Regions from separate parts of the Homo sapiens genome. Here regions 1 and 2 are each linked to region 3. A link is a contact called in ENCODE Hi-C or POLR2A ChIA-PET data. All regions are on one chromosome and are shown on one strand. The core of a region is the stretch at or near the end of the contact, and the rest is flanking DNA. Distances in the headings are between cores, read along the strand shown.

Evidence for each region. Hi-C counts contacts between places; a loop is a spot of excess contacts on that map. ChIA-PET counts read pairs that join two places held with the same protein, here RNA polymerase II (POLR2A). Pooled maps may share reads with other maps.
Region 1: a loop to region 3 is called in a pooled map, with 3 times the contacts of the local background. The contact joins the enhancer-like site here to the promoter of MED12L in region 3. A Hi-C loop is called at or near these places in 1 of 168 maps with a recorded cell type or tissue (OCI-LY7), 1 of 37 single-sample maps with no recorded cell type and 5 of 50 pooled maps.
Region 2: a pooled map shows a loop between it and region 3 (9-fold over the local background). The contact joins the enhancer-like site here to the promoter of MED12L in region 3. A Hi-C loop is called at or near these places in 1 of 168 maps with a recorded cell type or tissue (prostate gland) and 8 of 50 pooled maps. POLR2A ChIA-PET finds 5 or more read pairs at or near these places in 1 of 52 experiments (activated T-cell).

The regions. Positions count from the first base shown.
Region 1 is chr3:151,264,616-151,267,401 of GRCh38, forward strand. All of the region lies in intron 16 of MED12L (mediator complex subunit 12L), which reads left to right. All of the region lies in intron 1 of P2RY14 (purinergic receptor P2Y14), which reads right to left. Among named protein-coding and RNA genes, the nearest start is that of P2RY14, 13 kb to the right of the region's middle. Within about 2 kb of position 1,441, at least 6 of the 41 ENCODE cell types and tissues checked have a DNase peak (open chromatin) inside an H3K27ac peak, as active enhancers do.
Region 2 is chr3:150,874,384-150,877,083 of GRCh38, forward strand. The region is part of intron 10 of MINDY4B (MINDY family member 4B); the gene reads right to left. Among named protein-coding and RNA genes, the nearest start is that of MINDY4B, 30 kb to the right of the region's middle. RefSeq lists a silencer at 1,393-1,442. Within about 2 kb of position 1,353, at least 2 of the 41 ENCODE cell types and tissues checked have a DNase peak (open chromatin) inside an H3K27ac peak, as active enhancers do.
Region 3 is chr3:151,084,286-151,087,153 of GRCh38, forward strand. MED12L (mediator complex subunit 12L) reads left to right here and starts at 1,379. Exons shown (of 45, transcript NM_001393769.1): 1 at 1,379-1,651; 2 at 2,513-2,740. The coding sequence starts at 2,642. RefSeq lists silencers at 1,031-1,400, 1,837-2,131.

The sequences.
Region 1 (2,786 bases), core at 191-2,690, 180 kb after region 3:
GTATTAAAAACTGCTCTGTCATAATCAATGCTGGGAGCAGGAGCCTCCTGTGACCTTCCAGCCTGTGCCCCCTACCCCAGCCAGCTGCAAGAAGGAGCTCTAAAAACACAAATTAAGTCTTGCTACTCCCTTGCTCAGGCCCACCCAGTGCGTGTGTGTGTATGTGTGTGTGTGGTCTCATCACACTTAGAAAACATCCAGAGTTTGGTCATGGCCTGCATGGCTCTACATGACCAGCTGGCCCTGCCTGGTTCTCTGACTGTACCTCCTGTGGCCACTGCCTTGCCCTTCTCTTGTAGCCACACTGGCCTTCTTGCTCTTGCTCCTCCACTTCAAAGATAACACACCCATCTTCTCCATTTGCTCTTTCTCCCTCTTTGTCTCCCTTATTTCTGTTCTGATCTCTCATCTTCATGATGATTTCTTCCTCTCACCCTATTTTCCAGAACTCGCCATTATGTCCTGCCTCCAGCCTGCTAGATTATTCTTCAGTGCAGAACCACTTGTTATGCTGTGTGTCGCCAGCACCTAGAGCAGTATCTGGCACAGTGGAAGTATTCAGTTAATAATGGTTGAGCCAAAGACGGAATAAACAAAGGGGAGCTACTCATAGAATATAATGTACGATGCTCTATTCTGAGACTTTAAATAGTCATCATGGAAACTGAGTAGATCTTTTGGCTTTTAAAGTTAAAGAGATCAGGAAAATAAAACTGTTGAGTTTATTTTTCCCAGCACAGACGTGGAATTTCTGAGAATTTTTTAAAAAGCAGAAGTTTCACAGACTGATTTCTCTTTTTTGAGTATCATTATCTTCTGCTTCTTTACTCTTATATTTGTGTCTTACACCATGAGAGCCTTTTCGAGTCTTTATTCTCAACTGCCCACTTGCCGGTCACTGCCATCATCCTCCCTATCTCCTCTCAAATCACTGATGACAGATTTTCAGTTATATTCAGGGTTTCTCTCTAAGAAAATAGGCAGTATACAGCAGGCTCATCATAAGAATATTCCTTTTTATACGGAGGAATCTGAGTAGGTTTTAAAATGTTTCTTGGCTGGCTTCTGGCAGTCCTCATAGGCCTTCTGGGGTTCCAGGGAGACGGATGGTGTCCCCATCTCAGCCTCACCAAGAGTATAGTATTTCTGGTTCTGTCTTATGTATTGGTAAGATTGTGTTTGTATAAAAAAATTTCTCCCTGCAAATTAAAGTCAGAACACCTATGAAATTGGAAGGGTCTCTTGGTCCTTTTCAGGGAATCATGGAAAGGCTTGGAGCAGAGTCTTGCGGCCCTGAGAATTGAAGATGGCAGGCAAAGGGCATCAGCGCTGGGCAAGTCTGATTAGTTCTGGTTCAAAGAGGCATTTAATTGTTGTCTGTGCCTTCAGGTTGCTCAGTTACAAGAGTTTCTGAGCTACTGACTTAGATTCGACTTGGCAGTGTGCACAGGTGCCCTTGGCTTTGCTGCCATCTTTCCCCTTTCAGTTCCCCTTTCTCCTTAGTGCTTTTGTTTGCAGCACAACGTTGTTACGGCAACTTTATGCTAATGATGCTGCTGCCTCTGTGCCTTTGAGGAAGGCTCATCTGATTTCTGTTAAATAAGTAGATGTCCCTTCATGACCTCAATTTCCAAGGTATTCAACATCTTCTATTAAAATGAGAACATGAACTTATCAAAGCCAAAATGTTAACAAATTTGTGAAATATTTGAACCCTATCACTGCATGTGTCTGGAAATCTCAAACAGAAGAGACTTTTAGGATCACATTTACAGTATCATCCAGATAGAAAGCAGTTTAGTGTTGAGCGAACGGACTTAACATTAAACACAGGTTGCCTAGACTCTAGACATTTTTTAAATTATATTTTTACAGAAGCAGTTGTATAATAGTGCAGTCCTTTTTAAAAATCGCGTTTCAATTTTGACTTCCACCTTAGCGTTAGCTATAAGAGATGGGGGTTGCTGTCTTATTTTCCTTGAACATTCTTTCCTATTCTAGTACCTTGAAGATTTTAAGTAAATGAAGGAGTGGATGAGCAAGTGATATGAACATATCAGTGGAAAGGAACTCCAGCCATGGGAGGAAAGCTTTGGGACTTGGTGGCTTGGCACAGGGAAAAATAAAGCATACATGCAGGAAATAGTTAGCTGCCTGGTAAGAAGAAAGACTAAGGTCAGAGCAAAAAAGTGCTGTAGATGTCCTACGAAGGGAAAACTTCCTTCTCCTGGGAAGGAATTGGTATGCTGTCATGCCCAGCATGTTGTAGGAGTCTGTAACTTTTATAAACCCCCACCTTCACATGAAGTCAATCCATTCTGTCCTGGAGTGTTTTCAGTATGGTTTAAAATGGATTTTATGGGATGTTTGGATTTACTTTATACATAGTGTTGACAAATTACATCTATACTGTAAAGTACAAAAGACTTTTTCCTAATTTAAAATTGTCTGGGCAGCTCATTCTAGAGTTCATTTCTTGCGTGTTAGAACTCCTTACATTCTTGAAGTGAAGTTTATTTTGACTGTTTACAGGAACTATCAACTAAACACTTCATGGAAGATGTGACTTATGACAGTATTCCTTACTGGGAGATTTTTGCTTTCTTTATTCTTTTTGACCTTTGGCTGTGAAAAGGATTGTACATTGTCATTTAGAAAGGCATAACAATAATGAAGTGCTATTAAGGAAATGGTAGTCATTGAAATACTTCATGAGAAAAGGAATTTAAGTGTATAATGTAATCAAATTTAAGTAGCTAATCACAAATCCCCTTTTCTTTTTAGAA
Region 2 (2,700 bases), core at 103-2,602, 210 kb before region 3:
AGGGCAGTGGTCCTGCAAACTTCTAGTGCGTTTCTATCAGTGATAGCCATCAGTTTGTTTACACAGGCAGGGAAGCACATATTTTTAAAGGCTTTCCATCAAAATTTATTGAAACTGTTTTTAAAAATTTGTTAAATTTATTTCAACTTAAAGAGATAAACATATATATCTACATGGACAAACCCATGATTTCCATGTGACGCCAAGGAGAATTCCTGGGCCCCTTAGCTTGGCCTTTCTTCCTGTAACTGAAGAGACCAATGTTGCCATTCTATTTCTTTTCTTCTCAGTCCTCAGAGTTGTACTGTTTGTTCAGGAACAAATTCTATTTTGTGGAAATCCAGCTTTGAAAAATTATCACGTGCTTTATCAACCCAAGTATTAAAGGCTAATAACTTGACATTTTGATTTCTCAATAACTCTATTCAAATCTTTTTGTTTCCTTGAGTTTAAATTCTTCAGCTGTGGGTGAGTGGGTGAATCAGAGATGCTTTTGTCTGTAAGTGTTTCACTTTTAGCTACCACAGAAAAATTATATTGCTATGCTGAAAAGAAATGACCTCAGCTGGTAGTTTACAAAAAGTGGAAACCTAGCACCCCAATCAGGACATGTTCATAATGGGGGCAGGATTTACTCATCTGCATAGTAGGTACAGGATTTGTTGGAGTTATCTCCTCTGGGCTGAATATATTGTGAGCATTTCACATATCAAACACAGGGCCAGTCTGCCCACTGGTTACATCAGAAATAAAACAGTGAAGATGTACCATTGAAGCAGTAGCATATGTTTTAGTTCCAGATATCCACCACCAATTTCCAAGTAACTTTGTAACTATTCATTAGTTATAAAATAAGCACTTTCTTTCTTAGGCCTTCTTGCTATGGCACCCTTCTGTATTAAGATGATATGTAATCAAAATATGTTATACAGGAAGTCATGGAATTATCAAGGTTGAAAAACTTGAATAAAACTAGGAGATTGAGAGCTGTTTGTAGTAAAAGGTAATTCCATTGGAACTTCAAATGGACATTCTGGTCAGTTTTAATCTAGTGATATTCCCTGTAAATTAGTCTGGGTAGGTGTAATAGAATATACACATATATGATATTGTTTCACAGAATATTTGTAATGTAGGTGAAATTCACTTGGCACTCAGATAAACATACTCTGCCAGGTGCTGACTGACACACTATTGTTGCTTTATGCAGCAATACAACAGTTTTCTTTCCTGAGCTCAAAGCTACTCAAGATTTTGTTCTAGTAGGAAGAAAATGAAGTAGTCAAAATGCAACCACCTTCAACCCTCCAAAAGTGGCCTTACAGAGCTCTCATAGTGAGCAAGCAGAACCTTGCTTGCCCTGAGAGATTCTGATGAAACGGGAAATGTCATGCATGACTGTTGCTGCACTTTGAGTATTAAGAGGCGAGCCTTAAGATTACAGTTGAGAACACATCTGGTTTAAAGTGAGTCCTGCAAAAAACAAAACAAAGCACCTTCCAACTGAATCCAGCCAGAGATTACATCCCCCTTTCTTCTTGGCACACCATATAAGCAGTTTGACTGGCATTTTTTGTTTTAAGCATTTGTATTGCTTTTGGATAAAAACAGTTTACCAGCTACTCCCCAAAAGCAGGATTCTAAATATGTTTTATTGGTGAGATTCCATCAATGCTGAATTTGTGCATGTTGCTTCATGTTGCCATGGTAAAAAGGAAATTAAATTGTGATACAGTGGTGCTATAAATAAAATACCTTTCTCCTTAAGTTCACTCATTGTGTAATCAGCCCAGTATTTTCAGCATCACATGCAGCAATCAGGCTTTTCATAACACATATCATTTAAGCCAATGTAAAATTACAAGGACAGCAAGGAAGATGGACAAATTCTACACATCAGAGTGCAAGAATTGAGTCCATGTAATTCTTTTTTTTTATGCTGTCTAGAACAATGGCGCTTAGAACATGCCTTTGTATAATAAGCATGATATTGCAAGTCCCAAGGCCCCAGGCTGGTAATCTGAACAGGAGAAAGGTGTTTGAAACGTTGTGCTTTCTTCACTGATTCCTGGTGACAATTCCTGTGCATAACTGTTAATGGCCTGGCTCTCATCTCTGCCATCTGGAATACATACTTGATGTAACTTTTCTCACTGAGTTTGCAGGTATGTTGTAAAGACAAATTAGTTCATGTTTGCAGGGCGCTACCTCAGTGACTTAGTGGCAGGGTGCAGTGGGTACTGCTTCACTGGGTACTTCTATGGTTGGATTTCTTCCTATCAGACTCTCTAAAGGGAAAACGTAAAGGGGGAAGAAGGTATGACTGGGATAGTGATGTGTGCTGCCAGGGCTGCCGTAGGAGTAATTCTGGCAAGACCTAAATGGCTTCAGTCCCTGAAAAATCAGAGTGGATTTTTCTTCTCAGTGGCAGGTGTGAAGATAATGTGAACCTCCCAAGGCTTTCCAGATGGTGTTAGACTCAAACTGCTTTATGTTCTCACTTAGGTATTGGAACCTCACACTCAAATCTGTACCTTCAAATAGAAAAGTGACAGGGAGGCTTCAAAATAGTGCCTCATCTTATGGGTAGCTGGCTGCGTTCTGCAGGAACCATCAGTCTGGTGGGCTCTGGGGGGCTTGTCATGTCATCTAATGAGAATACCATCTTTTTTTTTTAAAGTCTCACCCACTGGGCTGTGA
Region 3 (2,868 bases), core at 129-2,628:
GGGCGCCTGTAGCCCCAGCTACGCGGGAGGCTGAGGCAGGAGAATGGCGTGAACCCAGGAGGCGGAGCTTGCAGTGAGCCGAGATCTCGCCACTGCACTCCAGCCTGGGCGACAGAGCGAGGCTCTGTCTCAAAAAACAACCAACCAACCAAACAAAGAAAACAACAACAACAAAAAACTGTCCTTTCTTTCAAACAAGGGAGCTACATTTGATAGATGCCTGTATCACAAGGGCAAGTCCAGCCATGAAATTAATCCCAGGATATTAGTGGAAGAGAAGACCCTGGGGCAAGATGGGGAAGGTGGTCAGGAAATGCCCTCCAGTGAAGTTAGGTAAATGCTCTCTAGAAGTAATTGTTCAGATTAAGGAAGCCAAAAGCTAAACACCTGACTCAGCCTCAAACTGGGTTTGGAGGTGCTCACAGGTCAGGATCAGGAGTGAGGAACTAGCCTCTACCACATTACCTTCACTTTATTTATCTCCTTCTTCCCCCTTTGCTTAAATGTCAACGAACATCAAAGTTGATGTTCAGATTCAACCAGCATTTCCAGAGCACCTACTATGTATCAAAGGCTTCCGGTTAGAATCTGCCTTTACCACCTTACAGAGAGGGAAGGCCGAGAATGCCTCAAGCCGTGGAGAACGTGAGTCCATCAGGCAAGGACAGGTTAGGAACCCAGTCCCTCCAAGTCCAAGTCAGGGAAAACAGGTCAGAAACTTAGAATCAGTCGTGGGTTCAAATTCCGACTCGTTTCGTGGCTTTCGGCAAGTGAGTGGTCCTCTCTGAGCTGGCTCAATTTCTCCATCCATAAAAAGGGTACAGTAAGACCGTGGAAGGTTGTAAGGACCAGAGATTCTGACTATCAAGATCCTGGCACGTAGCGAAGGCTCCATAAATGGCAGCCATCATTCTTGGCCAAGTGCGGGCGCATTCTCCCGGGCACGCCTCCCGCGGGGTCCCTCAGGACAGGCCGAGCCCGCCTCCGCGGCTCCGGTCTCGCAGAGCTCGCGCCAGGTGGCCCAGCATCTTGGTGCCCGCGCCCCGAAGCGAGGAGCGAGGGCGGGTTGGATGACCAAGGTCTGCCCTGGAGGATCACCCCCCCCGCCCCTTCCACGCTCCCGGCGCAGGTGAGGTTTTCGGCCCAGGCCACGGGGACCGCGACCTCTGGGGAGGTCGAGGCGGAGGGTGCAGCGGGGGGCTTGGAGCAGGGCTCCAGAGGGCGCTCCCTCCCTCGCCCAGGTTCACCCCAGGGCCAGCCTCGGCGCCGGGGCCCGCGGGCTGCGCGCTCTGCGGCTGCGAAAACCCGGAGAGGCGGATTGGAGCGCGCTCACCGCGCTCTCAGCCAACTCCTCCGCGGTCCGGCCGCCGAGCTGGGCATGCTCAGTGCGGACGCCGCGCCGCCGTCCGCCAACTCGGAAGCTCGCGCTCCCGGGCCGTGGGGGCGAGAACGCCGGCGGCGAGCCGGCGTCGCTCGCCGCCCCCAGACAGTGGCAAACTTCGCGGCGTTCCCGGAGCTCGTCCGGGCGAGGCAGATACCGCACAAATAAAATCAAATCCAAGTCCCCCATCCCAACCCGAATGATGGAGGCTGCGGCGGCCGGAGTGACCCCGCCGCCGCCAGCCCCAGCCCGCTAGCCGCGGACCAACAGGTAAAGTGTTGGGGGTTGGGGGCGGAAGGGAAGAGGAGCTGGGGCCGTGGGGAGGCGGCGGGCTGGAGGAGCCCGAGACGCCTGCGGGCTGGCTGCCCCCGTCGGCGCTCACAGCCATCGCTCCTCACCCCCTTCCCCAGCCCCTGGAGGGACTGTAAAGGGTTAAGTCGGCCCCACGCCACCGTGAGCACGGCCCCCTCCAGCCGCCGCGACCGCCAGCAGCGCGCCTCGGCGCCTGCCCGGAGCCGCCGAGGGGACCGTAGCTGCGGATGCGCCACTGGAACCTGGCGGGCGTCTAGGAGGCACCGGCCGCTTCCCACCGGCCGCATCCCTGCGTCTCGCGCCCCCTCCAGACCTGCCTCTGCCTGCACTGGCCCGGTCCGTGTCCAGGTGGCGGGGTCTGCGGGGCGCGTGGCGGCGGGGGAAGGGTCCCTGCCGGGGAAGAGAGGCGGGGGCGGTCCGCTCCACAGCTTCTTCCCGGGAGGGGAGGGCCACCCTCGCCTTGGGCGAGCACTTCAGCCACCAGCCTAGGCGCCAAGAAAAGTTTTTTTTTTTTTTTTTCCAGTGCCCCACCCCCACCCCCATCCTGCGCCCAGCTGGGGTGGGTTTGGGTCCATTGGTGAAAAAAGTCACACGTTCCCATCAGCTGCTCCTCCCCCTGGAGACAAGGTAGGGGGGAGCAGAGGAGGCAGGCGCCGCGGAGGACCCTGGCCGACCTCTAGTCCCTCCGCCGCCGCCACCGGAGCGGTGCGTCCCGGGGCTCGAGCGCAGCCGAGTACCCGCCGAAGGCTGTCCCCATCAGTGCGTGTCTGCTGCCGGGCAGCGGCAGCATCCAACCTGCTTTATTCCTCCTGCCTGCAGCGCCACAGCGAGCGAGCGAGCGAGGAGGGGGAGAGAGGGAGTCTGTCTGCAAAGTGCTGCTCCCTGGTGCTCAGAGGCGGCTGCTCCAGCTCCAACTCTCATTCATTTCGCCGGTTAACATGAGAGATCATGGCCGCCTTCGGGCTTCTCAGCTATGAGCAGAGACCGCTGAAGCGCCCCCGGCTCGGGCCGCCCGACGTCTACCCACAGGACCCCAAGCAGAAGGAGGTAAGGGCGCCGGCGGCCTCCCCGGCAACCGGGGCCGCGCTCTGCAGCACTGACCCGGGGCCAAGTTGGCCCAGCGGGCATCGCCGGCGCTGCGGTGGAAGAGGTCGGGGAGGGGGATTAGAGGCGGG